Regions from separate parts of the Homo sapiens genome. Here region 1 is linked to region 2. A link is an interaction called in ENCODE POLR2A ChIA-PET data of the cell type or tissue named here. Cell type or tissue: GM12878. All regions are shown on one strand.

Region 1 (2,500 bases), 130 kb after region 2:
CGTGCCCGGCCAAAGACTGAGTGTTTTAAGCCCACTCTGGAGACCTGCTGCTCAGAAAAATAGATTTATTTCCAAAGTTTGCTGCTCATTAACAATCCATCTGGTCACCCAAGAGCTCTGATGGAGATGTCCAAGGAGATTAGTGTTGTTTCCATGCCTGCAAACACAACACGCATTCTGCAGTCCATGGACCAAGCAGTAATTTCGACTTTCAAGTCTTATTACTTCAGAAATACATTTCATGGCCGGGCGTGGTGGCTCAAGCCTGTAATCCCAGCACTTTGGGAGGCCAAGGCAGGTGGATCACCTGAGATAAGGCGTTCGAGACCAGCCTGGCCAACATGGTGAAACCCCATCTCTATTAAAAATACAAAAAATTAGCCAAGAGTGGTGGTGGGCGCCTGTAATCCCAGCTACTTGGGAGGCTGAAGCAGAATTGCTTGAACCTGGGAGGCCGAGGTTGCAGTGAGCTGGGATCACGCCACTGCACTCCAGTCTGGGTGACAGAGCAAGACTCTGTCTCAAAAAAAAAAAAGAAAGAAAGAAAAAAAGAAAGAAATGCATTTCATAAGGCTATAGCTGCCATAGATAGTGATTCCTCTGATGGATCTAGGCAAAGTCAATTAAAAACCTTTTCTGGATAACTTGCAAGTTATTCAGAAAATCTAGCTAAGATCATTGATGAAGGTGGCTACACCTTACAACAGATTTCCAATGTAGACAAAACAGCCTTCTATTGGAAGAAGATGCCATCAAGGACTTTCATAGCTAGAGAGGAGAAGTCAATGCCTGGCTTCAAAGCTTTAAAGGACAGGCTGACTCTCTTGTTAGGGACTAATGCTGCTGGTGACTTTAAGTTGTAGCTAATGCTCATTTACCATTCCAAAAATCCTAGACCCCTTAATAATTATGTTAAATGTACTATGCCTGTCTCTATAAATGAAACAACAAAGCCTGGATGACAACATATCTGTTTATAGCACAGTTGACTGAATATTTTAAGCCCACTGTTGAGAACTACTGCTCAAAAGGAAATTTCTTTCTTTTTTTCTTTCTTTCTTTCTCCATTGCCCAGGCAGAGTGCAGTGGCATGATCATAGCTCATTGAAGCCTCAACCTCCTAGGCTCAAGCAATCCTCCTGCTTCAGCCTCCCAAGTAACTGGAACTACAGGTTTGTGCCACCATGCCTGACTAATTTTTTTTATTTTTTGTAGAGACAGGGTCTTGCTATATTACCCAGGCTGGTCTCAAACTCCTGGGCTCACGTGATCCTCCCTCCTCAGCCTCCTGAAGTGCTGAGATTACAGACACAAGCCACCACATCTTCTCAAAAAGACTCCTTTCAAAATATTACTGCTAATTGACAATGCACCTGGTTACCCAAGAGCTCTGATGGAGATGTACCAAGAGATAAATGTTGTTTTCATGCCTGCTGATATGGTTTGGCTCTGTGTTCCCACCCAAATCTCACGTCAGGTTGTGATCTTCAGTGTTGGAGGAGGGGCCTGGTGGGAGGTGATCGGATCATGGGGGCAGTTTCTAATGGTTTAGCATCGTCCCCCTAGTGCTGCTTGTTTTAAAGCATGTAGCACCTCTCTCACCTCCCGCCAGCCATGTGAAGATGTGCCTTCTTGCCCTTCACCTTCCACCATGATTATAAGTTTCCTGAGGCCTTCCCAGAAGCAGAAGCCTGTACAGCCCACAGAACCATGAGCTGATTAAATCTCTTTCCTTTGTAAATTACCCAGTCTCAAGTATGTCTTCACAGCAGTGTGAGAATGGACTAATACAGCTGCTAACACAACATCTCTTCTGCAGTGCATGGATCAAAGAGTCATTTTGCCTTTCAAGTCTTTTTTTTTTTTTTTTTTGAGATGGACTTTTGTTCTTGTAGCCCAGGCTGGCATGCAATGGTAGAATCTCGGCTCACCGAACCGCCTCCTGGGTTCAAGCAATTCTTTTCCCTCAGCCTCCTGAGTAGCTGGGATTAGAGGCACCAGCCACCATGCCCAGCTAATTTTTGTATCTTTAGTAGAGACGGGGTTTCACCATGTTGGCCAGGCTGGTCTTGAACTCCTGAGCTCAGGTGATCCACCTGCCTTGGCCTCCCAATGTGCTGGGATTACAGGCATGACTCAACCGTGCCCAGCCTCATTATTGTCTTCTTTTAAGAAATTCTTTTTTTTTTGAGATAGAGTCTCACTTTGTCACCCAGGCTGGAGTGTAATGGCATGATCTCAGCTCACTGCAACCTCCGCCTCCTGGATTCAAGTGATTCTCCTGCCTCAGCCTCCCGAGTAGCTGGGATTACAGATGCCCACCACAACGCCCAGCTAGCTTTTGTATTTTTAGTAGACATGGGGTTTTGCCATGTTGGCCAGGCTGGTCTTGAACTCCTGACCTCAGGTGATCCACATACCTCGGCCTCCCAGAGTGCTGGGATTACAGGCGTGAACCACAGCACCTGGCCTAAGAAATTCTTTTAAGAAATTGCCACCG
Region 2 (2,500 bases):
AATTTCAATATCATTGCATTGCAGGGAATAGGGAGGCCACAGGAGAGGGAGAGAGAGACAGGGGAGCTATCAGTGGTGGAGCAGTCAGAACACACACATTTATGAAGTTCGCCTTCATATACGGACGTGCTTCATGGTGCCCCAAAAAGAGGACAATAGCAACATCGAAGATCACTGATCACAGATCACCATCACAGACATGATAATTACAAAAAAGTTTGAAACATTGTGAGAATTACCAAAGTAACACGGAGACACAAAGTGAGTGCATGCAGCTGGGAAAACAGCACTGATAGACTTGCTCAGTGCAGGGTCGCTGCATACCTTCAGCGTGTAAAAAATGCAGTATCTGCAAAGCGCATAAAACAAGGTATGCCTGCATGTGATGGGTTGTGGGAATTGGTACGAACTGTTTGCAGTTTCATGACAACACGTGGGCCCTTGTTATTCTCAACAGTCTTTCACCCTCTTCTTTAGATTCCCCTTCAGGTGTTAAACTATGTGTTTTTTGTTTGTTTGTTTGTTTAGAGATGGAGTCTCACTCTATCACCCAGGCTGGAGTGCAGTGGCGCAATCTCAGCTCACTGCAACCTCCGATTCCTGGGTTCAAGCCATTTTCCTGCCTCAGCCTCCCAAGTAGCTGGGATTATAGGCATGCGCCATTACGCACAACTAATTTTTGTATTTTGGGTAGAGACGGGGTTTCCCCATGTTGGCCAGCCTAGTCTGGAACTCCTGACCTCAAGTGATCTGCCTGCCTCAGCCTCCCAAAGTGCTGGGATTACAGGCGGGAGCCACCGCGCCTGGCCAGTTGTTAAACTATCTTAATGATAATTAAAACAGATTATAACAACATGATACCTATTGTGTGCCAGGCACTTCATGCATACTAACTCATTTAATCCTCACAGCAGCAGCTCAATAAGGTTGGTTCTATTAGTATCACCATTTTACCAGTGAGAAAACTGAGCACAGAGAGGGTGAGTTACCTGTCAAAGATCACACAGCTGGTGTGTGACAGAACTGCAGGGACCTTCCTTGGCACTTTTTTCTTTTTGGTAACAGCTTTTTTGAGCTATAGACCACATAGCACACAACTCACCCCTTTAAAGTATATGACTTAGTGCCTTTTGGTATGTTTAGAGAGTTGTGAAACCACTACCACAATCAATTTTAGAACATTTCCACTACCCCAAAAAGAGACTCCACACCCATTAGCAGTCACCCTCATGCCCCTGACTTTCCCCCACACCCAGCCCTGTGAAACTGCTCATCTACTTTCTGTCTCTACAGATCTGTCTGTTCTGGACATTTGGCCTGAATACATGTGGCCTTCTGTGTTTGGCTTCCCTCACTTAGCATGTTTTATAGGTGGAATTGCCAGATCACATGGCAACTCTATGTTTAACTTTTTGTTTGTTTGTTTGTTCGAGACGGAGTTTTGCTCTTGTTGCCTAGGCTGGAGTGCAGTGCCGCGATCTCGGCTCACCACAACCCCCACCTCCCAGGTTCAATAGATTCTCCTGCCTCAGCCTCCCAAGTAGCTGGGATTACAGGCACCCACCACCATGCCCAGCTAATTTTTTTTTTTTTTTTGTATTTTTAGTAGAGATGGGGTTTCACTGTGTTGGCCAGGCTAGTCTCAAACTCCTCAGGTTATCCACCTGCCTCGGCCTCCCAAAGTGCTGGGGTTACAGGCATGAGCCACTGTGCCCAGCCTATGTTTAATGTTTTGAGGACCTGCCATGCTGATTTCCAAAGCAGCTGCGTGGATTTACATCATCCCCAGCATGGGGGAGGATGCCCGGTTCTCCACATCCTCACCAACACCTGTCATTATCCGCCTTTGTTTCTAGCCATTCTAGTAGGTGAGAAGTGGCATCTCATTATAGTTTTGATTTGCTGATGACTAATGACATTGAGAATCATTTTATGCACCCATTGGCCCTTTGTACCTCTTCTTTGGAGAAACGTCTACCCTATCCAAATCCTTTGCCCTTTTTTTTTTTTTTTTTTTTTTTTTGACACGGGATTGTGCTCTTTCACCTGGGCTGAAGTGAAGTGACGCAATCATAGCTCACTGCAGCCTCAACCTCCTGGGCTCAGGTGACCTCCCACCTCAGCCTCCCGAGTAATTGGGACTACAGTTACTACAGCACCACAATGCCTGCCTAATTTTTAAAATTTTTTCTAGAGATGGGGTCTCCCTATGTTGCCCAGACTGGCCTGAAACTCCTGGCCTCAAGTGATCCTCCTGCCTCAGCCTCCCAAAGTGTCGGAATTACAGATGTGAGCCACCTGGAGCAGCCCCTTTGCCTATTTTTTAACAGAGCTTTCTTGACTTTTGCCAAGAAAAGCAGCCCTTCGTTCTCAGGGAACCCTGCTCCCTTGGGGTGGAGGGCGGCTGCAGGGATGGGCATTTGGTGGGACCTTGATGGCAGGAAGGGAATAAAATCATGTAGCATCCAGGGAGGAGAGGGGCGAGTGGAAGGGAAGGTTG

The links. ChIA-PET counts read pairs that join two places held together with the same protein. Peaks named below come from ENCODE experiments on the same cell type or tissue, not always from the same donor. Only the 100,000 strongest peaks of a DNase experiment are listed, where the experiment ranks them.
Region 1: POLR2A ChIA-PET joins it to region 2 with 5 read pairs; 2 of 35 experiments call an interaction of 5 or more read pairs at or near these places.

What each region holds. Positions count from the first base shown.
Region 1 is chr16:31,233,628-31,236,127 of GRCh38, reverse strand. No RefSeq gene overlaps it. Among named protein-coding and RNA genes, the nearest start is that of PYDC1, 18 kb to the right of the region's middle. In GM12878, no CTCF peak of the experiment used is centred here; no DNase peak of the experiment used is centred here.
Region 2 is chr16:31,363,950-31,366,449 of GRCh38, reverse strand. The region is part of intron 14 of ITGAX (integrin subunit alpha X); the gene reads right to left. Among named protein-coding and RNA genes, the nearest start is that of ITGAX, 10 kb to the right of the region's middle. In GM12878, no CTCF peak of the experiment used is centred here; a DNase peak (open chromatin) is centred at 1,149.